2 separate regions of the Homo sapiens genome follow, and region 2 is linked to region 1. A link is a loop called in an ENCODE intact Hi-C map of the cell type or tissue named here. Cell type or tissue: GM12878. All regions are shown on one strand. Links, peaks and the distances in the headings refer to the core of each region. The heading gives the core; the rest is flanking DNA. Region 1 overlaps PDGFD (platelet derived growth factor D). Region 2 overlaps LOC102723879 (a long non-coding RNA gene).

Region 1 (16,626 bases), core at 7,196-11,195:
AAAAAACAAAAAACAAACAAACAAAAAAACAGTATTTTAATATTGAGTGCAGTAAACATCTTGATACTAAATTAGTTCCAAATGATGACGTTTGAAATATGTGATTTTTACAGACTCTAAATGGTTAGATGTTACAACTGTGGAACAGTTACCAACCCATTTCCAAGGATCTAATACCAATTCTATTATTTTCTCCATGACATTTTCCTCTAAAATCTAAAACATTTGACTCTAATTTGCAAATTATTTACAGGTAAATAACTAGCATAAGAAACTGAGAAATAAATGAAATAAATGTTTTATATCAGTATGTTTTCATTCGTTCTGAGTTCTCTTAAGTCAGAATAGGTTCTTTAAAAAAATTTTATCATTTATTGCTGTTTCTTTGTCATGCCACTGCATGCTAAACAGGAGGACACAAGTTTTGATTTTTCAAAAATGATTTCAAATGTAGGAAATTATTCAGAGAGCATTAACATATGAACATATTTTAGAAACTGAGTGCTTGCAATTTTCTCTGTCTGCCTATTTGATACTTGGGTTAAGAATTTGCCAAAAGCTGTTGGCCGACACCAGTGATGAGTCAGATCAGTCAGTCTTCAGATATCTGTAACTACATCTCTGTAAATTAAGGAGGTACTGGTGACATCAGTAGATAATAGACATTAATAATAACTTGTGTTGCTTATTAATATTACATTATTGTTAATAATAGTTTCTATTATTGAAAGATGGTTAGCTTCATTGAGTTTCCTGAACCATGTGGTATATTTGGTACCTTTACCAAGTGAAAGTTTTATTTATCAATATTAAAATTGTTTGGCATAAATTTAATAGAAATAGAGCAAAAGAAAGAAGGACGTTGCAATGGAAAGAGCATGGACTTGAGAGTCAAACTAACTTGTAATAAAATTCTAACTCAAATCCTAAAATCAGTAGCAGTGGCCTTGGAGAAGTCACTTACAGACCCCTGATTCTCTATTTTCTTCTCTTTGTAAAATGGCTCTAATTATAAGCACTTTGCAAATTTGTGTTAGGATTAGGTAATGAAAGAGTATCTAACACCCTCAATAAATGATAGCTACTGTTATTATTTGAATTGCTTGCAAAACTCTGCACAGAACCAAGATATTTCTATTAATTGCTCTGCTGTCTTCCCTATAAGGCTCTAAGATAACCATCAGTAATCTGGAGAGCCTCACAGATAGTATTTGGCAAATATTGTCTTATTTAATTATCTGTATAATCAGTGTACTCATTAAAAGTTTTCAAAATTATCTCCAAGTACTAAACTTTTCTGATACTATTTATCCAGAAATTTTCTGACACTATTTTGCTTATTGGATGTTTTTTCTGCTAAGCTTTTCTTTTAGAGACTTTTGCCACTGTTTATGACTCATATGATTTGTAAGTATCTAGCTGCCTCACTTACTCTGTTTGCCAGCAAGCATTCATAAAAACCATATTGTTGTTTATCATATTGTGTGTGTCTATGAGGGCACACACATGAAATATTTTAAGAAAATCTCAGCAGTGGGACAACTTTCAGTTGTTTTTCCTCCTGGTGCCTGTGCCACCTCTGCTTTCATCCTAGACGCAGTTGTCCGTCTTTGTGGATATCCTAACCCCACCCTCATTATCAAAGTTATTCCCCTCATCTAGGCATGTCATTCAAATGCAAATCAATAGGAAAAATCCAGTTGACAGTGGAAAGCCATAGGTAACTTTTAGCGTCGGATGAACAAATGTGCATTTTCCACTGCAATTACTCTTGTTAAAGAGAAATGTGTGTTCCTTGTGTTTGCTGTGCTAATTTTTTTCTGTGAAGCATTGGAAAATTATTATGGGATTGTTTTCCTTTATGCCCCACTAGACTTAAGGAGACACTACACTGCTCCTAGAGCATATATGCTTGTAGGCCCTGCTGGTGCTGAGAGATCCAACTCACTGAGTGTCTTTACTTGCTAATATAGTTATGCATTGTGTCCCCACCCAAATCTCATCTTGAATTGCAATCCCCATAATCCCCATAATCCCCACATGTCAAGGGAGAAACAAGATGGAGATAATTGAATCATGGGGATGGTTTTCCCCATGCTATTCTTGTGATAGTGAGTGAGTGGCACAAGATCTGATGATTTTATAAAGGGCAGTTCCCCTACACTTGCACACATGCTCTCCCTCCTGCCACCATGTAAGACGTGCCTTTGCTTCTCCTTCGCCTTCTGCCATGATTGTAAGTTTCCTTAGGCCTCCCAGGCAATGCATAACTGTGAGGCCATTAAACCTCTTTTCTTTATAAACTACCCAGTCTTGGGTGTTTCTTTATCTCAGTATGAGAATGGACTAATACACTTGCAAAGGATAGTGTTACGTCTGATGTAATCAAACTGAAGACACCTGATCATTGGCTTTTTGTATTTAGTTCAAGGTGGGCATGGCCTTCTATTCCTTAGTAATCACCAATTACAGAATCTCAGCTCCTTCTAGTTTTAGGTGCTTCTGATTTAAACTTCCTTCTTTGATCTGTGTTACTCACTTCAGTAATAATGTGGGCATACCTACTGAGAGGTAGGATTTAGACCTGTGCTTCAAACACTCAAAACTCATTTAATCTTAACAAGTTCCTTGGCAGGAGCTACTGTGATTCCCATTTTGCATAGTAAAAGAAAAAAATTCAGAAAGTTTCTGTGAGAGCTAGAAAATAGAGAATCATGACATGAACTTGGCCTTGTTGGCTGCAAAGCTCATGCTGTGAGCAACTCAATGGTGTTTAAAGCTCAGGGATTCATAGTCTAGTAAATGAGAACAAGAAATTTTAAGACCTTCATCTCCTAACTTGTTTTTTAAAAAATTTTTCATTTCATAGATATGCTTTATACATCACCCCAGGTCATGAATTCCCAGGGTTCAGAGAATGGCTTTATGATGGTGTTACTGCTTTCATGGCTAATTCAGTGCCTTCCAGATATTCATTCAGTCATCCATTGATTTTCCAGTACATATGTGCTGAATATCTACTTACGTCCAGTGGCTTTAGGCAAGTCACTTAAGTCCTCTGCAACTCAGTTTCTACATCCATCCAATGGGAATTGTAATATCTAAGATGAGGGTTTGCTGTGAGAATTAAATGAAATTTGATTTTGTGAAAGCATCTCACAAAGTGCTGGATACATAGTAGTTGCTCAGTAAGTTTGCATTCACTCGTTGCTTCACAATGCTTCTAAACCTTGAAAATCAGGAATTGTCTGATTAAGAATCTTTTGCTGTGATTTAGGTTAATTTGTGTAAAAACAAGTGGTAAATGTTTTTATTCTTTAGATGTTAAACCCACATGTGGAGTCACAAAATTCAGTGTCTTTCATAATTTTAAGTTAAAGTATCCTGATAGTCCCTCATTAAAACTTATAAAATAATTGTCCTTTCCAGATTTATTTGCACTTCTGCATTGGGATTGAAATGTGAAAACAGTTTTCATAATTATGTGCTGATTTATAGAAGAGGGATTCTGAAAATCACAGTGAGGTTGTAATATTCATAAGGATGAAGACTCCTGGTGAACTTATGAACCTTGAGAAAGGCTGAGAGCCCCTGGTTGTTTAACAAAAATAATACAATTATTCCTATAGTCCCCTCACCTCCCACCCCACCCCAAAGCATCATAAACCTGGTGCTGCAACATTAAAGGGAAATGTTTAGCACTTTTCATAACAGATTATGGCACTGTCTCCCATTTGACAAAGGCAATGTTCCTTAGCACCTTGATGTTTGCATCTGAGAACCAGTCTTCTCAAGACCATGCTCTACCATGTGTGCCACTCCTATATTTCACAGATCTTGGTGCCAGTCATCTCATGCATCTTGGTTCATCCTTGGCAGAGATGGTTCTAAATCCTAGTTTCTTAATTCTAACCTAACACTTTCGCACTACACCACATCCTAGACTAGTCTTGAGATAAGATCCAAACATTCAACATATAAAGTATTAATAATACTCTATGCATTCCTGAAAGATAGTTGGAATTGTTTCACCTTTGTGATAAAAAATTAAACTGAAAAAATCCATGGTTTATCTGATTCATTCAGGTAGTAATTATTGAGTGTCTATTTCTTGCAAAGGGAATCTGGCACAAAGACGATGTTGTGCTTCCTTCAGCAGCACCTTGCTCCTAATCGTTGAAGTCAAATGGTTTTAGAAGTGAGCTTGAATGAGCTGCATTTGGTCCTTACATTAGGGACAAAGTACTAGAAGAGAAGGGATAAAAAGATGATTAGCTCTCTACCTCCAACAACTTTTTTAGTTCAATAGAAGAGAAGCACCTGAATATGGATGCTTCTTAACTTTTGATGGGTTTACATCCCAATAAACACATTGTAATTGGAAAATATAGTTAAGTCAAACCACATTCAATACACATAGCCTACTGAACTTCGTAGCTAAGCCTAGCCTACCTTAAACATGTTCAGAACGCATATATCAGCCTATAGTTGGTCAGTATTATCTACCACAAAGCCTATTTTATAATAGAGGTTTAATAGCTCATATAATTTATTGAATACTTTACTGAAAGTGAAAAACAGAATGGTTTTATGGGTGCTCACCATTAACATACACAGCTGAAAGCACCATCAAAAAGTAAAAAAAAAAAAACTCATGTTGAACCATTGTAAGTTGGACTATCTGCAAAGAAAACAAAACAAGGTCTATGAAGTAAATGCTATAATAGAGGGCAGAAAAAGTGTGGTGAGTACATAGAGAAGGAGTCATAGGAGATGTAGAGTGAATATGCCTTTTGACTTGAGCTCTAGAAGATTAAAATAATATAGCAAGCTGAGATGCCAGAGAAAGCAAAACAGAAGAACAAGAGCATGGTTTTCAAAAACATCATGGCCCTACTTTGAGTGCTCATTCTCCACATGCCATCACCATGTGGTAAATATGCACTAGTATGTAGGCTGCTGCTGCATGCCTGCTAAGAGTTTATAAAGAACTTTAGCATTATAAAGGCTAGACCTTGTAACAACAATAAAATGATTACTGGTGCCAACATGGTGAAACTCTATCTCTAATGAAAATACAAAAATTAGCTGGGCATGTGGCACACACCTGTAGTCCCAGCTACTCAGAAGGCTGAGGCGGGAGAATTGCTTAAACCTGGGAGGCGGAAGTTATGGTGAGCTGAAATCATGCCACTGCACTCCAGCCTGGGCAGCAGAGCAAGACTCTGTCTCAAAAAAAGAAAAGAAAAGAAAAGAAAAAGATTACTGACTGTCTTCAAGGACATGCAGCAGTTTAATTGGATTCTCTGACAGTCTGTGGATGATCAAGAGAAAAAAGCATGTGATTCTACTATCAGAATAAAGATTGATGAATGGCCAGCACAGTGAAAGCCAACTGATAACTTAATGTTTAGAGACTGACTCAAGGAAACCATCCTCTTGTTGACCAAAACAAGCAGTAAATTATTGTGCATGTGGAGAACAAAGGTGCTTTCCCATGTTCAAAGTGAGGAGATTATTTTGTTTCATAATGAATTTTTGTATTCACAAAAACAGACTTACCTTTACATACCTTGATTTTGACCCAGTAAGGCACATTTTGGACTTCTGTCCACCAGAACAGGTAACTTGTATAAAATAATAAATATGTTTCACTTTAATAAGGAATAGATTTTTAAATTTTTATCTTAAGCTGATCACCACCCATGTTGTGCTTGCCAAGTATGTGAAATATTATATTGGTTTTATCTGTCCTACAGAAACTAGAATCTTTAGGATCCTGGCATTTGTTCCCACTGAGGACAAATCATTGCTATCAATCCATTCAGCTCCTAGATGAGGCAAGAAAGGGTTCAAGGAGAAATGAGGACAAAAGGAAGAGTGTGCATTGGCCAAAGTCCACTCGGTTCAGATAAAAGGACGAAATGTTTTATCACAATACCAAAGACAAAAGTAGACTCTGAATAGCTGCCTGGTTTATTAGTCAGAACTGAATAGGTGGATGAGGATACACAGCTGCTCGTGCTTGGGTATGTGTATTAATGACATTGTGAAAATGACAGGTTAGTGCCTATGGGTGCACCTAGGAAGCCAGGTCATTTGCACAGCAAGTGGTCCTCTGGTGGGAAGACTTCAGCATCGCTTGTGGAAGCTGCTCTCTGAACCCTCCTTCAAATCTTTACACTGGGCTCATAATGTACAAAAGGCATGAAGAGGCCTGGATTCAAACTCTGGCTCTACCACTGACTGGTTGTATGGCTGTGGACAAGTTTTTTTTTTTTTTTTCTTAACTTTTGAAAGGCTCAGTTTCCTCAACTGCAAAAGTAAGAGTAATGATTGTATGTAATTCATAGCATTTATGAGTATTTCATGCACTCATGATGAACACAGCACTTAGTAGTCTAGATGGCCAGGATCAAAAAGAACAGGTTGACTCTCCTTCCTCCCACACCTAATATTAGAAACTATAAAAGGGTGTGCATTCACATCCCCATTCTAGAGCTCAGATCCCAGCATTCTTATTACATCTCAAAGCACCTCTGTGATTAGGCTGCACCTAGAGGCAGGGCTGCAGAAGGAAAAGTGCGCCCCTGTGCACTGTGCAGCACCCCACACTTTACCAGTATGTCCAAAGGAAGTTTTTGAGGACAGGGGAGCCTTCCCAGCCTTTCCAGAAAACTGCCTGTATGAGGCCCAAAAAACTTAATTGATGTCAAAGAGCTTTGATAAAGCAAAACTAAAATTCAGAATGACAGAAAAAGAGGGATTATTCCATGATGTAGACTGGGATGAAATAAGGGACGTTAGTTGAAATTAGCGGGCCCTTGAATTAAATTTGGAACACCCTTGATGCTCTGAATGTTCAGCTATGGAGACTGATGCAGGAACAGAAAGGGCAGCCCCTCTCTCTCGGTTGACACCACTTGGCCTGTCTCCCTCCCAGAAGTCTCACTCTAGAATTCTCCTTCTAACCCAAGCACCAGAAACCTTAATTGCTGCTCAGCCTCTGTCTGGCTCCCTGCTCTGCTGCACTGGCTTATCAGTCTTCTTTGACTGGAAACTCAATATCCCCTGCAGAAAGTCTGCAATCACGCTTTGAAGTTATTTGCATCCAGTCAGAACAACCTTTCAGTTCTAATTCTAAATTGAGTGCCTCGGTGATTTCAATCGCCTGATATGTAGGGCAGGTGGATTCTACAGCAGTCACACTGGGTCACAGTTCTTAGTGACATTAGTGAATTGATGCATAAAACTGACAGAATTGTGAATCTCCTCATGGTGAGTAAGAAATGAAAGTAACCAATGCTAGTCAAAGAGTTATACAATGTGAGGAGTTTGGTTTCAAATAGAATGAGGCTTACATGCCTTCTCCTGGTTTGTGGAGGGCACTTTGGAGTTTATTGGAATTCCTATAGGGAAGGCATGCTGTACTTTGGCTTGGGTGTCTTCTGAAGATAAGGATGTGGCCATTCACCACCCAACCCTGGTTCAACATCAGACAGGAAAGTCCAGTACAGCCCTCATAACACTGGTCTTCTTCCTTCAACTAATGGCTTACTGACCATCCCTCTATTCTGCTTAAAGTGACAGAGACTATGGAGCAAAAGGGGGAAAGGCTTCAATTCCAGTTTTACCATTTACTGTTAACTCTTAGCAAATAATACTCACTTGAAATGGGTGGGGAACAACTAAATGTAGTCATATCTGTAAGGTTATGACATAGTTCAGCAGAGGGCTGAACGAAAGCAGAGACTCAGTGTTGCCGCTTGCGTCCTGTCCCTCTCTGCCTTCTCACACATCACGATCCCTTCCTGCTAATTGTACCTCTTTAGTCCTCCGTGTTAGACAAATATCTTCCCATTATCACAAGCAGCAGATTTGGCCCTCTGCATCAGCCCTGTTCACAAGCCCAGGAATGCACAGGCCAGCATCAGTATTTATCTCAAGGTGACACTTGTAATGGATGATTGCTGCACTTCTTAATCCATTTATGTAATCCTTTCTGCTTTGCTTGCAGTTATTTTCAGGGCTTTAGCAGCAATAAAATGGTTCCTTTCCCAAGACAGAGTTCATTCAATTTAAATCTGGATTGATTATAGCTAAAGTTATGACATGTCTTTACAAAGGAAGAAAAAAACAGCAATAAATTATGCACAGTGATTATTTGGCATTTATTTAGTTCCCACAGTATCCTGGGCTCAGCGTATGACAATTGGGGATAAATCCCTGCCCTTGAGAATCAAAGCACAGTTGTAGATATAAAAAGACAAACAGGGATGCGGTTAGTGGACTCATGGTCCACACTTGTTCCTGCAATTTTCCTTAGATGCATTCTACTGACACTGTCCTTGACTTTTGACCTCTGCTCCCAAAGGCTTTTTTTCTTCCTTCTCCTTAAGCAGTTTCAGTTTAAGCCTAAGACATTTACCAGGGCTAGAGTTTAGAATGAACATGGTGATAACTGCCTAACATTCATGGGATTCCTTCTGTGGTGGCCTGGTGCACACAAGGGCGTGCATTGGGAAAGGGTGGTGGGTTCTGTGCAGACAAAAGGACTTGCTTCTAACTGTGTTCTTGTGAGAAGATACTCATGTATGTATGCACCAATAAGAGGATTTGGCTGCCAAATGGATGGATAATTGGATGGACTTGGAGAACACGAAATCAAATCTAATTTATGTAACACAATAATGCGAATTGAATTCAAGTAAATATTTATGACTTAGCTTTGAAAATATTGTGGTGCTTTTAGTTCATAGAAGTCCCACTGACCATATCCCTTGATAATCATTTATATAATGTCCAAAGAAGAAAACATAAAGAGGGAGAAAGACGTAGTATATTTTTAAATTTTGTCCATTTGACTTTAAAGGAAAAGAATGTGAGAGGGGGAGATTCAGATGAATCAAGATTAGTAAGAATAGCTGGCATTGAGTGCCAGGCACGTTACATTCAATTCTTCAAATGATTACATGTTATAGATGAGGAAGCAGAAGTTCAGAGCCATTAAATAACTTTCCAACTAAAAGGAAACATAGCCATGATGTGATTGAAGGCAGTTGTAACTTTACTGCGGCTCCAAAGCACTTAACCACTATGCTATACTGCCATCTAGGACCCAGTGCACAAATATGCACCATATTCACACACAAAAAAATCATTTTCTCTAACATGTTGATTAACTTTGAAGTTAAAAATAAAACTAAAACCCTTTTCTTTATTACATTTATGTGTGAAATTTCACTGCCAGGTAAATATAATACAGTGGTTGTCTCTAATGTGTCCTAGATATAATTTAAATTATATTTAAGTGATGGCTTAGAGTCAGGATTTATTTAGAATGAAGAAGCAGTTTATTTTGTCTTTTTGAAGATAAAGGCAATTATTTTAATTTGCCAAATGTTTCATTTTCTTTCCTCTGAACTTTTTTTGCATAAAAAAGATGCAAGGAAATTTGAACCAAGACATGAATTTTAGCCAAGGTTTTTGTTTTGTTTTGTTTTTGTTGTTATTTTCAAAGGGTAGATGGGATCAAGAGAGAAATTAGGTCTTTTACTTTAGGTTCCCAGTAATTGAGAGCCTGAGGATGGATTTAATCCCAGGATTAAAGTTGTCCTCACAGAATCTTCCCACTCTATTCCCCAAAACACATGCTGAGCAATTGTGCTTACTGTTGTGTTTGCTTACACAGTGCATGTATTTGCTTACAGTTGACCTGGATAGGCTCAATGATGATGCCAAGCGTTACAGTTGCACTCCCAGGAATTACTCGGTCAATATAAGAGAAGAGCTGAAGTTGGCCAATGTGGTCTTCTTTCCACGTTGCCTCCTCGTGCAGCGCTGTGGAGGAAATTGTGGCTGTGGAACTGTCAACTGGAGGTCCTGCACATGCAATTCAGGGAAAACCGTGAAAAAGTATCATGAGGTATGTCATTCTTAGATTTCTTGTTGCAATGCTTAATCTATAGGATTCAGGAAGACAGGGCCATTGCATACAGTTGTTCAGGTTGTTCACTGCACAAGGGCACCCAGCCAGGGTTTGATTAGGAGCAGAAATTCTACCCACACTAGGTTTGCCAAGCCAAGTGTCCTGATGACAGGTTAATCCTATCCTGACGAAGGCACTGTTTTTTCTAATTTGAACAATACACCATGTGGATCAACATCAACATTGTTAGAATATATAATCAAATATGTGATACAGTAATTTCAGAGCTTGACCTACTTGCAGAAAGACAGAAAAAAAGAGAAATATGATGTTATTCATTTACAGGATATGACGGCACAATCTCATAAGCAAAACCTTAATTCAATTATATCATTTAATAAATTTGGCACAATAAAGATAGCAAAATATAAATTGTCAAAGATCTTTTTATTTTCTAAATATGAAGTATGTTTCAACCGGAAATGCTCAGTTTATTTTAACTATTATTAAGTGCTACTCAGGGAATCAGCTCTTGGATTATGCAAAAATAGACAAAAGTAAAAGAATATAGGAGGAACAAAAACTTAAAGAGCACAATAACCTTAATAATAGTAACAATGGCATTTATTGCTTGACAAAAACTATTGTAAGTAATCATTAGCTCATTTAGCACCCCATCAACAATATTGTAAAAATGTCACTATTTTTATTCTTTTTTTATAGGTGAGTAAACTGAGCCCTAAGAGGATCAGTAAGTTGGCCAGCATGGCCTGGTCAGTAAATCACAGAGCCAGGACTCCAACTCCAATCCACTGGTTCCAGGGTCTATGGTTTTTCTTATCACTAGTAATATATAGCACTTTATTGAGCATAAAAGATAGGCCGGGCGCAGTGGCTCACGCCTGTAATCCTAGCACTTTGGGAGGCCGAGGTGGGTGGATCACCTGAGGTCAGGAGTTCAAGAACAGCGTGGCCAACATGGCAAAACCCCGTCTCTACTAAAAATACAAAAATTAGCCAGGCGTGATGGCAGGCACCTGTAATCCCAGCTACTCAGGAGGCTGAGGCGGGAGAATCACTTGAACCCGGGAGGCGGAGGTTGCAGTGAGCTGAGATCGCGCCATTGCACTCCAGCCTGGGTAAAAGAAACTCCATCTCAAAAAAAAAATTACATATATATATATATATATATGTGTGTGTGTGTCTGTGTATATATATATATATATATACACAGACACACACACATAGAGAGAGAGAGAGAGAGTAGACTGAAGAGGAGTTAGAGCTCTTCCGTGACATAGGCAGCAGCTCTAATTACTTTATTATTGTGGAAACACATGCAAGTCACTAAAGTTTTGACTCAGTTTTCACATATTTAAATAGGACTGAAAAATTAATATATCAGATAACCCCTTCCAGAGTTGCTCTGAGGGTCAAATAAAATAATGCATATGAAATATATTTTGCAAGATGTTAAACATCATGCAGAAATATGTTTTAAAATATAAACTAAAATATGAAGCAAACATCATTGTTAGGAATTACTGTTTGAGTTGCTCTCCATCAGTGTCCACAGCAATCCCATTACTGGGTATATACCCAAATGATTATAGATCATTCTGCTATAAAGACACATGCACACATATGTTTATTGCAGCACTATTCACAATAGCAAAGACTTGGAACCAACCCAAATGCCCATCAGTGATAGACTGGATAAAGAAAATGTGGCACATATACACCATGGAATACTTTGCAGCCTTAAAAAAGGATGAGTTCACGTCCTTTGCAGAGACACGGATGAAGCTAGAAACCATCATTCTCAGCAAACTAACACAGGAACAGAAAACCAACCACCACATGTTCTCACTCATAAGTGAGAGTTGAACACAGGGACACAGGGAAGGGAACATCACACACTGGGGGCTGTCGGTGGGTTGGGGGTTGGGGGAGGGATAGCATTAGGAGAAATACCTAATGTAGGTGATGGGTTAAAGGGTGCAGCAAACCACCATGGCACGTGTATACCTACGTAACAAACCTGCACGTTCTGCACAAGTATCCCACAACTTAAAGTATAATAATAATTTTTAAAAAGTGTCCACCACAACAAAGGAATAGGTAGTTCTCTCTAAACAAAATCTCCAGCTTTGTAAAACTGTTTTTTGGAGGCTTTTGTGGTGGTGGTGGTGTTTTGGTTTTGATTTCTATTCTGAAAACAACACAAAAATCGTAGTAAGTTAGGAGGTAACTTCTGGATTAAGCAAAAATGAGTATGTAATAATTGATATTTTCAACTTGGAAAATGTAGGAAATTGTTCCACCATGACCATACTTACTTCAGACAGGGAAACACTATTTTAGCCCTACATGGAACATATTTTCTTAAGTCATAAGAATTGCTTGATCCACCCCACTGTTTTCAAAGGAAAAAAAATGTTCTCATATCTAGAGAATGCTATCATCTATGTTCATTGTGTTTTATTTTTGTATGAACTGATGAACTCTAGATTGGATGTTGTCCTTCACTTCTAAGAACCTGAATTTTATAACCTTTAATCATACCCCAAGGATAAATGCAGAATGCAGTAATCAGGTTATAGTTAAAATAATCTAGGAAGTGACAAGGTCTCTACCTAGTAGTAACTGTGAGGAAGAACATTCAAGGTCAGGACTTTGATGTATTTGTGGAGTGCTTTATTTTTATCTTGACTCTATGCTCAGATAGAATTTTTAGCTTGATTTAAAAAATTACTTATTGTGGGAAGAGCAGAGTGAACCATAGACCCCCAAAGACCCTTGCCTCCCAGCCAGTTAGTTTTGAAGAACACTGAAGGCCTGGCTACCCTCCTCCTCTTAGTTCCTTTCTTATCTCTCTACACAATAACCATTACTTGCAAATTTCTGTTCTCAGTTAATGTGTAGAGGGGAAAACTCTTGATCTCTTTGTTCAGTCGCATGAGTGGATTTGAAACATTGGCATCCTTTGAAACTGTATCTAAAGCATCTCTTTAAGACATGTGTCCTAATATTTTTACTTCTAGAACTCTGCAAAGCTCTATAAAATCACTCTGTCAAGTGCTGGATGAAAGGAAAAATAAACATCCATCACCAGCCAGTAACTGCTTACCTGGAACAAACACTCCTGTCATATGCCCCTGAGACTCCTGAAATACCTTTGAGATGTGTCACAATTATCACTGTCAAGTGCCCTGTGGGAAACAGCAAAAGGCTTATTCCATTTCCAGAAGTGGGGGTTGCTTGAGCCTAGTCTCATTAGGGAAAAATTCTAGTCCTTTATTCTGAATTCTGTGTCTGTATTCTTACCTCTGAGAAATGAGAAACCAGTTTCCCCAGCTCATGGTTGCAACTGATGAGATGTGAAATGAGTTTCTGTGAAAGATGAGCACCCTTAAGGGGGTAATGAGACCTTGTCACATAACAGGCTTGTGTGATTCTCCACAAATATTTCAGTGCTCAACCTTAAGGAATTTAAATCTGGGAAACTGGAAAGCTTCTAACGAAGCTAATATTGCTTTTTTCACAGGTCATATTAGTTGTCCTGTAGGGTTTTGAGCGGTTTTCACTGTGCAGTAAAATGTGACTGTCTTTATTATTTCTTGCTCTCAAAAGTTTGTAGGTACCCTGTTGAAGTATTTTTCCTCTTTCTAAACAATCATTCTATGCTTCTTGGAATATACTAGATATAGAGTAGGAAAAATACCTTTTCTTCCACCCTTCCTAGGTTCATGGCTGAGGCCACTATAACAAAAGACAGAATAACAAAGGAAAAGTGTACTCATTTATTGAATATGTTTTACGTGACACAGAGGCCTTGGTAAGGAAGACCCAAAAAAGTGGTTCAACCTGATAATTTTTTACAGTAAGTTTGATAAAGTGTGGATAGTTGTGGAGAAATATGATAGGGCAGAGTATGATCTAATGGTAATAAACTGGGGAAAATTAGCAAGGCCTGTTTGTTCAGATTCTTATTTGTTCTACCTTTGTCTTTGGAGATAAGGATTCTTAGGCCAGGAGCAGTGGCTCATGCCTGTAATCTCAGCACTTTGAGAGGCCAAGGTGGGATGATCCCTTGAGGCTATGAGTTCAAGATCAACCGGGTCAACATAGCGAGACCCCCCCATCTCTAAAAAAAAAATAAATAAATAATAAAAAAAAGGAATTATTTTTAAGTAGCCAAGTGTGGAGGATGTGTCTGTGGTCTGAGCTACTTGGGAGGCTGAGGCAGGAGAATTGCTTGAGCCCAGGAGTTCAAGGTTGCAGCAGAACATGATCATGCAACTGCACTCTAGCCTGGGTGACAGAGTAAGACCACATCTCAAACAAAAAGGCGGGGGGGAATTCTTCTTTCTTCTGGGTATAACAGGGGCACCTCTCGCATGAGGGTCTTATGACTTGCTACATGGGAAGGTCAGAAAATCCTAGGTTTTATGACTTCCTTCAGGATGGAGGGTGAGGGGAAGGTCAGAGTGATCTTTCTGCTTTTCTTGTTTTCTCAAATTCCTTCAGCTTAAAACATTTGGGAGTACAGTGTCCTGAACCCCATCATAGAATATAAAAGATAATTTGGGTAGTGATTTTTGTTAAAGGGAGGATTCCAGAAAAACGTATTGTGTAGACAATTAGAAGAAACTATTATTTCAGTTCTCTTCTCTTGATAGTGTATAATGAAGGAAGAGGATATTTCCTAAAAGTATAGTGACCTATTAAATTATTACTCAACTGTTTTTCATGATTTGGTGCCCTGGCTGTATCCATTTAGTCAACAGCCAAAAACATAGGAAGCATCAAAGAGATAAAGATAGATGTTAATTTCCTCTGTTCTTCCTCTCATAATTTTCTCAGGATGCTTGACCTAACCACCTGCACTGTCTAATAGATCTTCCTGTAGTGATAGGAATAACCTATATTTGCAATGTTCCATATGGTAGTCACTAGCAACATGTGGCTGTTGGGCACTTGAAATGTGTGTAGCACAAATAGAAACTAAATTTTTAATTTTATTTAGTTTTAACTAATTGAAATTTAAATTACCACACAAGGCCGTGACTACCTTGTTGAATGGCACAAGCCTATACCTATCTCTGATTCTGGCACATTTATAGCATCTAGAATCACTTAGACATCTAGACAAAATGAAAAAAAAATGACTTCTTCTTGTTCTAAGGTAGAATTTTGTATTAAACATTTGCATTTTATCACAGTTTAAGAGTTAGGAGATGTATTAATAAATTGGTACAGATTATCCTCAATGATGGTTAGATTTAGATTTTTTTTTTTTTTACTTTTCAGTGGGTTTATGGGGGGGTATTAATGCATTTTCAACTTAAAATATTTTTAACCTCCAATGGGTTTATCAGGATATAGCCCCATCATAAGTCAACGAGCATCTGTATTTATACATGAAATATGAGGTTAGAGTAATACACTGTTGACCTTCAGATTTGAGGTAAAAGAATAGTACTTTGTTTTTACATGTTTGAAACGTCTGTTATTGAAAAAAAAGTACCTAAATTTTCAAATTGAGACCAAAGAAACAGAAAATAAATTTCGCGCAAGGAGTTTTCCTTCTCTAGCAATAGGGAGGGAGTTTTTGGGTCATGATTATACCTAACCATAATAAAAGTCAAGAAAATCTCTTTTCTGTTATTTTTTTGGAAACCTCATAGCTAGAACTTGTGGAGTCTCTCTGCCTCTTGTCCTTTCTCCACCTTTAAGTGAAGCCTCATGGTCTGTGATGTTTTCCTACCAAGAGAGGGCAATAGAGCAGAAAACTTGCAGGACTAGAAAAGATGTGGGTTCTGGTTCCAGCTTTGCCACATGGAGGGGCAACTGAGGACCAGCCACTTAAAACTTCCCAGGGCCTCAGGTTTCCTCACTTAATCCCCATAATAACCTACAATTTTGAGTTCCCAGGCAAACCTGAAATTACATCATATTCATTATCTGTTGTTACACTTTATCCTGCCCCCAAAATCTTAATGAAATTGTGTAAGGAATAAAAACAAATTGGTGGTTGAAATGCTAGGTAAATGCAAAAAGAATAAAGATATGATCCAGAACAGTAAATGTTTATAGACTGCTTATAAAAAAGTTAATTCACTCATCTTGACAATGGCAATGATAACACATGTGCTTCTTACCACCTGGGGATACTGGGTGAATGAAGGCATCTGAAGACTATAAAGTACAAGACAGATGTGGGTGGAATTAGATGAGAGCCTGGTCTGGCTTTCTCAGTTCTGATTACATTTCTTCCCTGATGACTCACTTACAAGTTAGTGAACTCCTTGTTTAAGTATTACAAACTGCACACCTTCTCCCTTCTCAATCTAGCTTCACATCAGGCCTTCCTGCCAAAGCGGCAAACTTGCCACATGGGGCAAGGTACTCCCCAAGCAGACAAGGCCCATCTGTGTCATGAGTGATACCCAATGCTAATGCCATGCTCTGAAATGTAGTGCCCACCCAGGCTTTCCATTATGTTTTCTGCAATTGGTAGGCTGAACATGTAGTCAATAATCCTCTAAGGTGCTGTCAAAATCATTTAACTATTTAGTTCTGTAAAGTTAAAACTGCAACTGAGTACACCTCATAGTAACCCTAGAGTCTCACAGAACGCATCTATTTGAAGTAAATATGCACAGATATCATGATTGCATTTTCAAAATTCATGA
Region 2 (16,626 bases), core at 6,354-10,353, 410 kb before region 1:
GTATAGGTCATCAGCCACACTGTGAAGTTATTCCCAACCTGGTTGGGAGATAGATAGGATTAATACTCTTTCTCTATGTGCCAATATTGCTCCTCAAACCATGCATTTTCCCTACTTCTGAATCACTATTTCTCCTTCCACTTCTCATGGCCTTAGCAATCCTGTAAAACTCCAGAAAGTGTGAAATAAAATGGTCCTTGCTATAGTTTTTATTTTTTTTTTCTCCGTGAGATTGCAGAAAAGAAAGACAAGTCATCAAAACCAAGGCCAGAGAACAAGTTAAAATGCTCTTGGAGAATTGACTTTCAGGACAGAGGAAATTAGATTTATTTGGCAAAACTGAGCCAAGGCAGGAGCCAAAGTCAGATGGATTAGGGTAATGAAAGCCAAAGACAGACAGTACTGATAGAAAGGAATTTAATCAGGAGAAAGAGCCCACGTGTGTGTAAGGTTGGATCTAGAGACTAAATCATGACCTTTTTAAAAGCAGAGAATCTGTCCCAATCTCCTCCTTAATACACAGAGGTAAGATACTGAGTTTTGAATGTATACAGTCATTCTAGTTTCTTCTGGCTATTCTAATAAACTGCTAATAGTGGATATTTTCCTTTGAAATAAATATATGTTCAAACCTCCTACATCATTTCAGTAATTTCTGGCACCAAGGTAAGCAGATGATGAAGAAAATTTTTGGTAAACAAGACTGCTTCTCTTCCTTAAAAATCACATCTATGATATAGGTATCCACGTCCATAGGTTGAGTAACCCAAGTCAGACACCCCTGTACTATTCAATCCATGTAGGTTGAGATGGGAGGGGTCAAGAGGAGAGTATGTAGTAAATGTGATACAATGTTAATTTAAAACCACACTAAATAAATTGATTTACTAATATAAGAACTAGAAATTCACATAAACCACATGAGAATTGTCTTTTCTCCTGGTTCTTTTTTCACCTGACCAAGGGCTGCTTTATTCCCTAAATGACACTCAGTTAATAATGAACATCAGAAGTTGTTTGAAAAAATGATCCTACTTACATAAATGATAAGCAAATTAATCTATTCAGCTGTATGATTCCACCTACATAAACTGCTGGCTCCAGATAAACAAAATACAAAATACAATCATCATCCCTTTGTGTCCGGAATTGGATCCTTCCGGTGGGTTCTTGGCCTCGCTGACTTCAAGAATGAAGCCATGGACCCTCGTGGTGAGTGTTACAGTTCAAGACGATGTGTCCCAGAGTTTGTTCCTTCAGATGTTCAGATGTGTCCCGCATTTCTTCCTTCCGGTGGGTTTGTGGTCTCGCTTGACTTCAGGAGTAAAGCCGCAGACCTTCGCAGTGAGTGTTACAGCTCTTAAAGGTGGCACATCTGGAGTTGTCTGTTCCTCCTGGTGGGTTCGTGGTCTGGCTGACTTCAGGAGTGAGGCCGCAGACCTTCACAGTGAGTGTTACAGCTCTTAAAGGTGGCGCCTCTGGAGTTGTCTGTTCCTCCCGGGTGGGTTTGTGGTCTCACTGACTTCAGTAATGAAGCTACAGACCCTAGCAGTGAGTGTTACAGCTCATAAAGGTAGTGCAGATCCAAAGAGTGAGCAGCAGCAAGATTTATTATGAAAAACGAAAGAACAAAACCGCCACACCCTGAAAGACTACCCAAGGGAGATGCGCTGCTGATTCAGGTGGCCAGCTTTTATTCCCTTATTTGGCCCCATCCACATCCTGCTGATTGGTCTGTTTTACAGAGCACTGATTGGTCTATTTTACAGAGTGCTGATTGGTCCGTTTTTACAGAGTGCTGATTGGTGTGTTTACAAACCTTTAGCTAGACACAGCACGCTGATTGGTGCATTTTTACAGAGTGCTAATTGGTGCATTTATAAATGTTTAGCTAGACACAGAGGGCTGATTGGTATGTTTACAATCCTTTAGCCAGACAAAAAAGTTCTCCAAGTTCCCCAGCGACCCAGAAGCCCAGCCGGGTTCACCTCTCACCTTTAATGTTTCATCTGATTGCATGTCCAAAATAATGTGTTCCTTTGAAACAACACATTTCAAGAGCAAGCAATAATCCAAAACTGTTATATCTGATAAAATCAAAACAGAAACAAAAAAGAACATCATTATTACTAGTCTACTCTGTAAATGTACTTTTCATTTTTATTTTATTTTTATTTATTTATTTATTTTTGAGACAGAGTCTTGCTCAGTTGCCCAGGCTGGAGTGCAATGGCATGATCTCAGCTCACTGCAACCTCCGCCTCCTGGGTTCATGCCATTCTCCTGCCTCAGCCTCCCGAGTAGCTAGGACTACAGACGCCTGCCACGATGCCCGGGTAATTTTTTTTTTTTTTTGTATTTTTAGTAGAGATGGGGTTTCACCAAGTTAGTCAGGATGGTCTCGATCTCCTGACCTCGTGGTCCACCCACCTCAGCCTCCCAAAGTGCTAGGATTACAGGTGTGAGCCACTGCACCCAGCCTGTACTTTTTTATTTAAACGAGGAATGCATGCACAACTTATATATCACAGAACATGCCCTGTGCAATAGCTTCAACTCCTGAAATATGCTCTCAACTCCTGAAATATGCTCTCTTTGGGTCCTTAGAAGTGGCTTATCAGAAAGTATTAGGATGAGAAATGGCACTTACCCACTAATATGTTAGTTTGGTTCAGACATAGTACATTTCAGGAGTTTAGACTTGTCCCAAACTCGATGAGAAAGGCAAGCCCTGGACAAGTCCTGTTGTACCTTCTTTCTATGTTACATCATAACCACAAACATTTTCACACACAATATTTTTACACAGAAAAAGATAAAAGTCAACATTTTAGAGTGCTTATTGTGTTTGTGGAAGGTAGAAAAGTATCACCATCAAATTGTACAGTTTTTTCTTTTTGGAAGTTATTACCTCAGCCCAGCAAAAATTTTACTTTCTCCCACCCAATTACTTCCCCAAGTCACTGCCAAACTCCTGGATACCACAGAAAGAAAGTCTTCCATTGCTCTGAACTGCAGAGCCAACCAAACAGGCCCTTCTTCTGTTTCCCCTCGATTCATATCTGATAATAGGTCATTTTACCCACTTGAAACTAATCAGGACCTTGAGCCAAATTATGACCTAGGAGGAAATCACAATGAAGATGGATACAAGGGGAGAAATAGGCAAGGGAGTCCCTTATAAACATTTAGGGCTAGCCTCATGGTAATCCACAGGAAGCCTGTCTGAAAAGCTGTGATTCCAGAACAATATCCCTGAGTGAAACAGAAGCAGATTTCTTCCCACTATGCCCGGTGTAATGAAGAAAAGTAAGACTTTAACAGCAGGACTTTCAAACAGTAGGTGCTTTTATTTCTTCATTGAGCTATGTTTCTACTCAGAACCTGTTAAAGAAGTTCTATTTTTTTCAGCACTCTGACCAAAAAAATGGGTTTTTTTACATTAAGCTCTCTGTGTCCCACCTTTTCCCAAAGTGATTCATTAAATTTACAAGATACATGGCATTTTGTGGAAATTTGTCATGGGACTGGCTGGTCTGTTCCTGAGTAGTAGGAGGTAAAGTGACACTACTAATACAAAGACAAGTCTGTCCAGGCAGAGAAGCCACCAAGGAGGGAGAGGCGGTTGGAGAAAGTCTACATTTCCAAGGGATACAGAGATTCTGGGTGACACCGGGTTATCCAAGGACAGCATGATTCATGACTGGCGGGGAAATAAAAATAGACATTGGGTCACAGATTTCTGCTTTTGTTCCTGAGTATGTAGGCATTAAATCAGATCATTCAATAATTACTATTCAGTCAAATAAGACTCAGCATCTCTAACTGATTCATTTTTTCTTTCTGTACCAGATAATTATTTCCTTCTCTACCTTTCTTTTGGATATAGGTTACGTGATAGTGTCCCCAATTTAATTACCTAAAGAACAGAAAAAATAAAACCCCCATTGAGAGCAAAATATGAAATAAAGTCTGCATTTAAAAACATCTAGGGATACACAGTACCAAAGCTTAATGTCTTCCAGCCCTGCACCATAATACAAAGATTCAGGTTTTGTGGGGCTGATTTTCCAGTTGCAGTGGAGTTTTAGAAAAAATAAATAAAATCACAAAAAATGAAGTATAAACATAAATGTACATTTAGAAAAGAAAATAAATTACTGATTTTTAAAAGCCAACAGATATATCATCATACATATTAGGAAATAACATAGTATTTGTATTAATTGCCTGATTACTTTTCATAATATACCTTTGTTTCTACAGTCTTCTGGCTGAATTCTCTTGATCTTCTCTTCATGTAGCAATGACATTGTAACATTTTCTACAGGGAAAGTAGAAAGATAATTCAGGGTTTTCTCTAGTTTGTTTTCAATTATTGATAATTTAGAAAGTTAATATGAAATTAAGGCTTACATGAGAGTAATTCAAAAGCATTTTAAGTTCCTTCTATGTTGTATTGAATTATACAATACGTAATCAAATTACTCTTACACTACATACATTGATTTATTGATGAGTATGTGTAGTTTTCTTACTAGAACTCTTGCTTCTTCAGATAATTTAAGTTTATTGATGGTGATTTGCATGCTCCCATTGACTAGAAGTACCAGATTTCATCAGAAAAAAAAAGTGTCAATGTGTCAAATATGCTAAGATGCAATTCAATGTGATTGAAAAAATAAAATTAGCAGATTCACATGAAGGTACACCAGATATTTAGAAAATTGCTACCAGTTTGTACCCTACAAACATAATTCTGAATTGTGTTTTAAAAACTGCCCATTAAAAAGCATGTTAAATTTATAATTTTAATACTTCTATGTCAAGTACATGACTCAAAGTAGAAAATTTTTAGTATTAGTAGTTGTCAATGAAAATTAAACTCTTCACTTATATTTTACACATCTGATGACTGGCAAAAATTTCCTTAGGCAGCTTCCAGCACACAAATGTTTAATCCTAGTTTGTCTCCCACTGCCTATAAACTTCTGGTACCGAGTGTCATGCAACATATTCATGTCCTGATACAGCGCCTGACCCTTCACTTTCTTGTGATGAAAACAGATGTAGCATCAGGGTGGAAGGTCTTCCTACAACAGAAAACCTATTAACAAATAGATTTACCATTTCTACTGGTCTTCATTTTTCGTATGTAGATGCAAATTTCCATCTGATATATTTTCTTTCTTCCTAAAGAATTTCTCTTAACATTTCTCATAGTGCAAATTTGCTGCTGCTATTACCTTTGGATCTCTGAAAATGTCTTTATTTTACCTTTATTTTTAAAAGATATGTTTACTGGATAAAAAGTTCTGGGTTGAGAGGGTTTTATTTCCCTCCCTCTTTCAGCATGAGTTCTAGTTTGTATTGTTCATACTCCACTTATATTTTACCCATTTGAGGATTGGGAGAATTTTCCATAGGCCAGCATCTGGAACATGTTTCAAAAACTTTTTTCCCTGCTGCCACCTCTACACTTCTGGTATGAGTGTTTATTATTATTCTTATTTGTATATATCTATACACTATGCAATGCCTTCTTGCTTCTAACTGCTTTTAGGATTTTCTCTTAGTCACTGGTTTAGAGTAATTTGTTAATGATGTCCTTCATTTTTCTTGTGCTCAGGCTTCTTTGCCCTACTGTGAAATTATACTGTGAATCAAATTTATAAATTATTTAGCTATTATTTCTTCATCTATTTTCTTCTGGGCTTATTCTTCACAGACTTCAGTGGTATACATTAGGCTGCTTGAGGTTGTCCTGCAGCTCAATGAGGTATTGTCCTTTTTTATTTTTTTCTGATTTTCTGTTTTAATTTGAATCATATCAGTTGTTAAGCCTTGACACTCACTAATCTGTTGACTGTTTTAAAAATCATCCAGGACTCTCTTTAACACATTCATGTTTTCTTCTAACTTCTTGAATAGCTGGAATATATTTATAATTGTTTTAATATGCCTGTCAACTAATTATTTTATCTGTGTTATTTCTTGATTTCCGTATTATTTACATATTTTTCTATCTTTTTGCATGCCTAGTATTTTTTAATTGGATGCCAGATATTATTAATTTTACCTTATTGGATCCTGAACAATTTCTGTATTTCTTTAAATATTCTTGAGTAGTTTTGTTATGGAATACAATTAAGTTATGTGGAAACCCTTTGATTTTTCAAGAATTTCTTTCAAAACTTGTTAGGCTAAACCACAACAGCCTTTATCCCAAGGCTAATTTTGCTGCATTACTGAGACCTTTTAATTACACTACTCAATGCCCTGTATGTTAAAAGTTTTTTTTGTTTGTTTTCACTTTGTGATGGGAACGCAAACTACTCCTGTCCTTGTGTGAGCTCCAGGGATTGTTCCACTTATTTTTCAGGTTGCTGTTTCTCAACCCTTGGGTGGTCACTACTCTTTATCTAACACTTGCTGATTGATACTCAGCTGAAGACTTTGCAGATCTCAAAGTCCTCTCCTACCTATGCAGCTCTTACCAATTCTCTTCCTATGTTCTCTCTGAGCTGTTTTCCACTCAGGCATAATGCTGACCTTTATTTGCATTATCCCTCCTTGTACAGCAGTCTGGAAACTCTCCCCAGTATTAACCTTGGTAATTGTAGTGCTTACCTTGTTTCTTTTCCTTCTATCAAGAATCATTATCCTGCCTGTTGTACAGTCTCTGAAAATTGTTGTTTGATATATTTTGTCTGGCTTATTATTTGGTTATGCCAGAAGGATAAGTCTGGTCTTTGTGATATGGTTTAGCCTTGCGTCCCCACCCAAATCTCATCTTGAATTGTAAACCCCATGTGTTGAGGGAGGAACCTGGTGGGAGGTGATTGGATCATGGGAGAGGTTTACCCCCTGCTGTTTTCATGATAGTGAGTTCTCATGAGATCTGGTGGTTTTATAATTGTTTGGCAAGTTCCTCCTTCACTCGCTTCTCTCTCCTGCCACCAGGGGGACCTGCCTGCTTCCACTTCCGCCATGATTGTTAGTTCCCAGAGGCCTCCTCAGCCATGCAGAACTGTGAGTCAACTAACCTCTTTCCTTTATAAATTAAGATACTATCCAGTCTGGGGAAGTATCTTTATAAACATGTGAGAATGGATGAATACACCTTGTAACTCTGTCATGGCCGGTAATAGAAGTCCATTAAGTATAACTTAATTAAATGTAGATATTCAGTATTAACCACATTAAAATACCTCAACTAAACCAAACCTGAGTGTATTCCAAATTCAGCTTCCAGTAGCTGGATCTCAATATGCTCACAGCCACTTCAAGGTGACCTGATGTTGACAAAGTATAACACAAAGGCAGTCAAGGTGGAAATACATTTTGGCACTTCCCTGATGGCTTCCAGGGAATTCTGATTTTCTTTTTTTAACCATCATCTTTTCCTTTGAGATGGAGTCTCACTCTGTCACCCAGGTTGGAGCGCAGTGGCACAATCTTGGCTCACTGCAACCTCTGCCTCCTGGGTTCCAATGATTCTTCTGTCTCAGCCTCCCGGGTAGCTGGGACTACAGGCACGCACCACCATGCCCAGCTAATTTTGTATTTTTAGTAGAGACGGGGTTTCACCATGTTGGCCAGGCTGGTCTCGAACTCCTGACCTCATGTGATCCACCTGCCTCAGCTTCCCAAAGTGCTGGGATTACAGGCATGAGCCACCGCACCTGGCCCATCATCTTTTATTTCTGTATGTGATGTGTATAAGTCTTGTACTGCCTGGAATTTTACAGCTAAAACATATATCTTAATGGGTTAACAGAACACAGAATTTTTACACATAGGTTATAAGAATCATTTTTTTCATAAATAAAGAAAGAGCAGCCACCTATATTTACCCTCCCTTGTCATCTTGATCAACATCCCAACCCTGGTCTAATTTTCAGCTACATCTTCTGAGAATATATTCACCCCTGTGGCGTAACTTCTATGGAACATTGTGACTGGAACCATTCCATAGCAGGTACCCCTTTTTTCTTTAAAATTTTTTTTCCTTTAAAAAGTGTTTCCTTTTTCTTTCATTTTCTTTAGTACTTGGAAGTTTACAACCACACCACAATTTAGTCAAAAGTAGAAAATTAGGCCAGGTGTAGTGGCTCACACCTATAATCCCAGCACTTTGAGAGGCCGAGGAGGAAGGCTCACTTGATTCCAGTAGTTTGAGAACAGCCTGGGCAACACAGTGAGACCCTATCTCTACAAAAAATATATTTTAAAAAATTAGCTGGGCATGATGGCACATGACTGTAGTCTCAGCCACTCGGGGGGCTGAAATGATGACACCACTGCATTTCAGCCTGGATGACAGAGCAAGATGTTGTCAAAAAAAAAAAAAAAAAGAGGTAGGCCATCAGTCATTAATTTTTTCAAGGACAGCTTCCAGTAGAAACAAAGATATATAACACACCCACCCCACGCCAACCCAACAATACTTATCCTTGAAGTATTTCAAGCCAACGAGTGAATAGTTCCACTACAAGGGCTTTGCATTTTCAGGGTATAAAATAAAGACCTACATGACTTCTTGTGTGTATTCCTAAGGAGGAGCAGAAGACAGTGTATCTGGATTTTAGAGGTAGCAGATAATAGAGGCAAGGCTCACATGGCTTTCTTGGGACCAGAAGTGGCATTCAACACTAAAATAAGTGAGTGTGAATTACTATAATTTTAGGAAATCAAGCATGCAACACATCTGGCCACACTTAAAGTGAGAGGATGGGCTCATCTACCCTGAAACAACTGGTCCCTGGGAGGGAAGCTTGACCAGCGGCAAAGCCGCACAACAATGGGCATGCATCATCTGTCAGCCTAGGGGGCGCTAGGCTTCAACAGCTCTCCTCTGCTCAAGGAAAGAGCCAGTAATGTGAACGTAGTTAGACCCTGGTTCTTCATAGTCTGAATAAGATTCTGAGTCCCTGAAGAAAAGGAGAAGACCCTCAAAAAGATAGTGCTGAATTTCCTGCTGCTGGAAAATGTGACCAGTTCTAGTAATACAGAAATAAATGTACTTCTGTGAAAAGTTAAGCTGCTCATTCTGTTACCATTTTATAATTAACATTGTCAATGAGATTCACCCAAAAGAATATCTTAATCAATTCTTAAATTTGGAAATTAATAAATACAAGTTTTATTCCAAATTCCACATATGGAGAAAATGCAGTATGCATGTTTTTTTGTTTGTTTTGCTTTTTAAAACTTTATTTCATTGTAACTATGCTTACAGAAATATACTCATATTGGCTAATAGAATGCAAGTTTAACTTATCCTACACAATTTGGACCAAAAACTTGATTTGAAAAAAAGGATTGCAATGTGTTTTTTTGTTTGTTTGTTTTTAATCTATTACAAATCCATAAAAGATCCTACATCAAATTCTGCTAAAGAAAGCAGCAAGAACTTTGAGAAATTTACCTTTGGTTTGCCTCAGACAAATAACATTTATTGCACTGCATAAGTTTATAAAATTGGGGCAACAAAACATTGTTGTAGAAGGGCGTGAACCCGGGAGGTGGAGATTGCAGTGAGTGGAGATCTTGCCACTGCGTTCCAGCCTGGGCAACAGAGCGAGACTCCATCTCAAAACAAAACAAAACAAAACAAAACAAAACAAAACAAAAACATTGTTGTAATATTTTTCAATGCCAGTTTAGAAAGTTCAATAACTAATGGATATGGAAGGGGCTGGGAGGGAGGCTATGTAAACATGCGAAATCGTAAAAGCTATTTGATTTAGTTAATATTGTATGTAGACTGTAAATCTACAAAAACCAGGATTCAGATAATCTCTTCAATCTCAATTGACACTATTTGTTCACTTCACCTGCTGAGGGCAACCAGAAAACTGGGCACATTAGCTATAAGTTTTTCTGACTTACATCAATAAATAAATAAATAAATAAGTAAATAATAAGTTTCTTCCTCAGCTTTTCAATGCAAGAATGAGAGTATACTACAGACAAGGTATTTTTTCCATTGTGAACATTCATAGGGTGACATGCAATGAAGTCTACTTGGGTTTTAATTTGTATCAACACTCATAGGCAAAATAGCCTCCAAAGTTAATGACCACATGACTTTAGGAGTGGCTCAAAAATAAAATGGCACTTCTTACAAGACGAGAGCAAAACATCCAGCCATAGTTATAAGCCTTATCAAAAAAATGCAGCCCCTTGTGAATTACACCTCAATAAAAAAGTAGCCCCAAAATAAGACACAGGTCTGAAAAAAGAAGAAAAATTATAACTTAAAGTATCTTGAAAACCAATGTGAATATAGGTTGGAAAGATAGTTAAGAGATTAATTTTCATAAGACTACTCAAGATAAAGGCTTGTAATGTAATCTAGTAGTTAAAGTTTATCACCGGTTACTAAACATCAGTTTACAAATAACATGTTCATTTTTTGTTCTTTTATCAAAAGGGAAAATTCTAGCTTTAATCCTATTGCACTTTTCTATAGATGTAATTTATCCATAAAAGGCATTACATATACATTACACGACATAATTAATAGTATGTATTAATATTCTAATACCACCCTGTTCCTCCTTAATAAAGGACTTGTGAAAGCCCTTAGGCAGTATAAATCAAACCTTAATTTACCCTAAATTATTCCTTAGTTTGGTTTAAAAACATTTATTCAGTGCTTACTATGTACAGGTACTATGCTTAACAGCATTATTACAAAGCTAAATAAGGTTTAATCTCTCTCCTCATGAAGTTACAGTCTATTCTTGTTTCATTTAAATAATTAATGCATGTAAAATATTTAGATATGCTTGGCTCATAATAAGTACTTAAGTATCTGTAGGCATTAGCAATGATAGCAGTCATAGTCATAATAGCAATAATGGTAATTGTATTGCATTGCTCAAGTTCTACTGATCTCTTCTTTGCTACTTTTGACCCAGCTGACTGCACTGGGATTGATGTCTTCCATTAGCCAGGGTTCAAAACAGTAACTGTAGATTTTTTCAATCTCCATCTAAAATGAATCAAAGCTTCTTTTAACTTTGATTATTTATTAATATTTGCCCTAAGATTTGTTTCTTTTGAAACATCCTTCAAAATATCTGCTTTTAATCACTCATTACCCTAGAAATGGATTCCTTTTACACATTCAGATCTCAACTACTTACTCAGTTTTATTATGTTATTCAAGTTTTTTTCTCATATTCATTTTCAATTTGGTAAGAATAATAAATTCCTGAATCTGGTCTGAGGAGAAAGAAATTCCTGAATTTCCCTCCTGAAGGAAACAGTAAAAAATACAATATAACTGAAACATGCGCCAATAGATTGCTGCAGCTTAAAGGTACTACAGTATTTAGCAAGTACTAGTAGTTTTGCTGTCTTTTCTTCCTGACACAAAAAACCAGAGCTCTGAGGCTTTCCTGATCACTAGGTCATGAATGTCTACAGTAGTCTAGTTTCTCTTTTTTTCTTCCAGCTCTTTCTCATTTTCTACTACATCCCTTGACTCTTGAGGATTTATGAGCTAAAGAAACCTGTAGCTCTTTCTTGACAGAGTTTTTTATTTGTAATTCTTCACTACTGTTCTGAGGCATAGAACAGTACACACTCAAGTTTCATTCCAGGACATCGGAACCTTCACACTGAAGCCCACCAGATGTTCTGTTGCCTTGGAGAGCTAGATCATGTTTCATATTTTTAAAGATCTTTTTTATCTTATGCCCACTGTTTCATATAGAGGCCTAAATATAATTTTTAAAAGGATAAACGGAAAGTCTTTTTCAAAATTCCTTAGTAAGTTAGAACCATTATTTATGAACCTTCAATGACCTAACACTGACTGATATTCAGAGACTAAAAAGTTGTATTACTTTAGCCAAAATCTAGCTATCCCTTATGATTTGAATCTGCATACTCCTGAATTTGGATAGAGTAAGCTTAGATTGTGAAAAAGACTGTATTTCCCCATGTGTTTACTCCTCTGTTTCAGAAAGCCAGATATAAAAATATTAAAAGTTCTTTTTCTCCAAAAGACCTTAAATAAAGAATATCTAAAATTCCCAGACTCTGAGATTAGATAGAAAGGGACGTTTTTATCTTTGTAGGGTGAGAAATCAGGAGAGAAGTAATCTAAATTTTCTACTCACTCTCTGATTTTCTAACATTATGTTCAGATGCTGATGTTAAAATTAAAGTTATAAATTGTAGCACAGCATGACCATTTGCCAAATGTAATATTTTTACTTAACCGAAAGGTAGATTTCAAGTTTCCTTTTAATCATACTTTCCCATGGGCATTAAAATATATGACTTGATTTACACAGCTTTGCAAAAATATCTGTTGGCATAATGGCGTAAATCTGCTGCTGTCAGAGTTGATAAGAGAATGCACCATCTCAAGAATGAGTAAATCTACTGATTGGGTTGAACATGCAGCCTGCAGATGTGAGATGTCATTGCACACCCAGGCGATGCTATTTTCTTTGTCTCATCACCAGCTGGCAAAAGATACTTGAACAACTGACAAGAGAGACAAACTGCAGGTGCTCTAGACAAAGAAATCTATCTTTGCATTTTTCCAAGAGTAACCATTAAGGAAGAATCTTCGTCAGATGATGAGATAGGTATAATTCAATGTACATTAATGAACATTTTGTCAAAAGAAAAAGAAAAAAACGCCTTTCTGCCATAGTGTCCTTTATACATATTCCTCTGCCCCACTCACATTGTCATTCATTTTACTATCAGGTTCATCTCATGGGAACACTGGTGTGTACATATCCTTCCTCACAGAACACTTCATGGAGACGGGGCTTCCTGGCTCTACCACCAAGCCCTGGCTGTGTTTCTGGCCTTAAGCCTACTCCTCATTCTCTACGTTTCATGCATCTCACTCACCAGATCCTATCTTCCCTCTCTCCAGCTTGCTCACCCCAACACATCTACACTATGTCTTTGACAAAGATCTAAAATCCATTAATGCTTCTCTTCTTTACTATCCCACATCCTGCTGTCCTCGTTTCTGCTCTTATCCAGCTTAGGTTCCTCTCTGTTCTGTTAAATTAACGTGGCAAACGCCCAACTTCTGGTTAAAGCCAACTCTCTATTTAATACATGTTTGCTCCAGGGCAGCAAACACATTGCAGAAAAACACATAATCATGCTGATTGGTCTCACTGCAAATATGAACCCTGCATGAGACTGGGTGCATACCAAATGGGCCTTTAGTCATCATGCTGGTTGTCCAGTCACTTTTTCACCCTCCAGATGACAACTAAATACCTTCTCAGGCTTCCAACCACTTTCTAAATCTCCTCCCTCAGCCTCACTCTCAGATGATAATCATGTTTGTTATTTTTCTGAGAAAATATTAACAATCAAAAGAGAAATCTAACAAGTTCCCCATAAACACATACCTACCACCACCATTTATAATTCCCCTGTATTTTCCCCTTCTCCTGTTGATAAGCACTACTCCATTTTCCAATCCAATGCCAAGTACCATATGTGTGCAATGGGTCTAAGACATCACTTCTCCCATAGTCAAGACGATCACTCCAATAATTCCACTCCTCTCTTCTGTGTATCCAATTTCTTATTCTCTCTCTATTGCATTATTCTCATCCATGTATGAACATACTGGTATTACTTCTATCTTGAAAATTAAAATTACACAGAAAACATATTTTTGACTTTGTTTTCCTGGTAGCAACCACTCCTCTTCCTGATTCCCATATACAGCAAATGAGAAGTATCCTTGAAAGAGAAGTGGGTATTGAATTCTACATTTCCTATCTTCTCATCCTCTTTTGGATCCATTCCAATTCTGTTATCATTATCTTACTCTACAAATCAGTTTTTATCTTAGTCATCGAAGATCTCCACATTGTCCAATCAATTAATCAAGTGACTATATTAATCATATTTAATCTCTGAGCAAGTTCTCAAATTTATAACTTCAGCCTGGATTTTCTGATTTTCAAACACATATACCCCAAATTTATTTGCCATCTTTACTTGAATATCTGAGAAGCAACTCATACTCTGTAGGTAAAAAACTGAAGTAGTGATTGCACAGTATCCTACTCCACTTTGCTCCTCCTCCCCCCGCCCCCCCCAACAAAAACCCTATTCTTTAAAGAGTCTTTTCCATCAGGATAAATGAAAATTGCATTTACAGATATTCAGGACAGAATCCTGAGTCCTTTATGACTTCTGTCTTTCTATTCTACACTGCATCTAATCCATTCATAAATCACATCTTCTCTATTTTCAAAGTATATTTACTTCTTACCACCTACACTACTAACACCCTGGTCTAACCCACCAATGATTTATCACTAAGATTATTACAATGGCCTCCTAACTAGTGCCTCTGCTTCCTTCCCTGCCTTCCTACAGTATATTTTATAAAGCAGTCAAATTACACACACAGTTTACTCAGTATTAAACCCAATGGCCTCACCATGACCTATGAAGTCTTATATTCTTTCCCCTCGCGACTTCTCTGACCTCCTATAAAACCACCCCCGCCTTACCTACACTGGACTTCTTACTTTTTCTTAAACTTTACACCCCTCTTCCCCAGGGCATTAGTACTTGAGGCCTTCTTTAACTTAGCACATCTTTCCTCAGCAATGCACATAGCCCACTTCCCCTCCTTCCTTCAGGCCTTGGCTCAAATATCACTTTATCGTAGTGGCCTTCCCTGATCATCCTATACAAAATAGCAACACCACCCCCTGAAGTCTGCCCCCTGGAACTTTCATTTCCTACTTAGTCCCCTTTATTCCATTTAATTATTCTTCCAAGTCATTATATGTATGCATAGGAGAGAGAGAGAGAGAGATTAGTATTTCTCTATTATCTATATCCACATAACAAATTATGTCAAAATTTACCATCTTAAAATAACAATTATCTCACAGTTTATATGGGTAGGAATGCAGGTGTTGCTTTCAGGGGTTCTCACAAGGCTGTAGTCAAAGTACTAGCCAGGGCTATAGTCATCTCAAGACTTACCTGGGAGGAGCCACTCCAAGCTCACTCACTTGACTGTTGGCTGACCTCAGGTTCACTGCCAGTTTAATGCCCCATGGATCTCTCTATAGGGCAGCTCCCCACATGGCGGGTGGCTTCCATCTCAGTGAGCAAGAAAGAGAGCAAGACACAGCAAGAAAGATGGAAGACACAGGCTTTGGGGCACCAGATTATTATTTTTTTTCCAGCCAAGTCACTTGGTCCTTATAAATGCAGTTTTTCTGAATTAGTATTAACTTGAATTTTGGTTTATTGTAGGCTCAAACCTTCCTATTTTTTTTAACTTCTATTTTAGGTTCGGGGTGCATGAGAAGGTTTGTTGCATGGGTGAACTCCTGTCACAGGGGTTTGTTGTGCAGGTTATTTCATCAACCAGGTATTAAGCCTACTACCCAATAGTTATCTTTTTTGCTCTTGTCCCTCCTCCCACTCTCCATCCTCAAGTGGACCCCAGTGTCTGCCGTTCCTTTCTTTATGTTCATGTGTTCTCATCATTTAGCTCCCTCTTATATGTGAAAACACGCAGTATTTGGTTTTCTGTTTCTGCATGAGTTTGCTAAGGATAATAGCTTCCAGTATCATCCATGTTCCCACAAAAGACATGGTCTCATTCTTTTTTATGGCTGCATAGTATTCTGTGGTGTATGTGTACCACATATTCTTTATCCAGTCTGTCATTTATGGGCATTTAGGTTGATTCCAGGTCTTTGCTACTGTGAGTAGTGCTGTAGTGAGCATTCTTGTGCATGTATCTTTATGGTAGAATGATTTATGTTCCTCTGGGTATATACCTAGTAATGGGATTGCTGAGTCAAATTGTAGTTCTCCTTTTTGCCCTTTGAGGAGTCGCCATACTGCCTTCCACAATGGTTGAATTAATTTACACTCTCACCAACAGTGTATAAGTGTTCCCTTTTTCACAACCTTGCCAGCATCTGTTATTTTTTGACTTCTTAATAATAGACATTCTGACTGGTGTGAGATGGCATCTCATGGTGGTTTTCATTTGCATTTCTCTAATGATAAGTGATAGTAAGCTTTATTCATATGCTTGATGGCCACATGTATGTCTCTTTTGAAAAGTGTCTGTTCACATCCCCTGCTCACTTTTTAATGGGGTTGTTTTTCTCTTGTAAATTTAAGTTCCTTATAGATGTTGGATGTAAGACCTCTGCCAGATGCATAGTTTGCAAATATTTTCTCCCATTTTGTAGGCTGTCTGTTTACTTTGTTGATAGTTTCTTTTGCTGTGCAGAAGCTCTTAAGTTTCATTACATCCCACTTGTCAATTTTTGCTTTTGTTGAGATTGCTTTTGTTGTCTTTGTCATGAAATCTTTGCCCATTCCTATGTCCAGGATGGTATTGATTAGGTTGCCTTCCAGGGTCTTTATAGTTCTGGTTTTACATTTAAGTCTTTAATCCATCTTGAGTTGATTTTTTGTATATGATTACCTAATTTCTAAAGTGGCATCCCATTATGTTTGCCATATTCTGTCATTAGAAGCAAATCACTAAGTCCCACCCACTCTCAATGGGGAGGGGATTCCAGGAGGTAAGAATCATTGGACACCATCTTTTAGGCTGCCTACCACTTC

What was found. A loop is a pair of places that touch in the nucleus more often than their neighbours do. Peaks named below come from ENCODE experiments on the same cell type or tissue, not always from the same donor. Only the 100,000 strongest peaks of a DNase experiment are listed, where the experiment ranks them.
Region 2: a loop joins it to region 1, with 7 times the contacts of the local background. A loop is called at or near these places in 4 of 110 quality-filtered maps.

What each region holds. Positions count from the first base shown.
Region 1 is chr11:103,920,211-103,936,836 of GRCh38, reverse strand. PDGFD (platelet derived growth factor D) reads left to right here. Exons shown (of 7, transcript NM_025208.5): 6 at 9,711-9,925. Among named protein-coding and RNA genes, the nearest start is that of PDGFDDN, 22 kb to the right of the region's middle. In GM12878, for the core only: a CTCF peak has its summit at 9,110; no DNase peak of the experiment used is centred there; H3K4me3 peaks cover 443 bases; H3K27ac peaks cover 710 bases.
Region 2 is chr11:104,324,514-104,341,139 of GRCh38, reverse strand. It overlaps LOC102723879 (a long non-coding RNA gene), which reads right to left. Exons shown (of 4, transcript XR_428991.3): 2 at 4,253-4,324; 3 at 1,996-2,087. Among named protein-coding and RNA genes, the nearest start is that of PDGFD, 170 kb to the right of the region's middle. RefSeq lists an enhancer at 1,759-2,958. In GM12878, for the core only: CTCF peaks have their summits at 6,978 (motif pointing right) and 8,831; no DNase peak of the experiment used is centred there.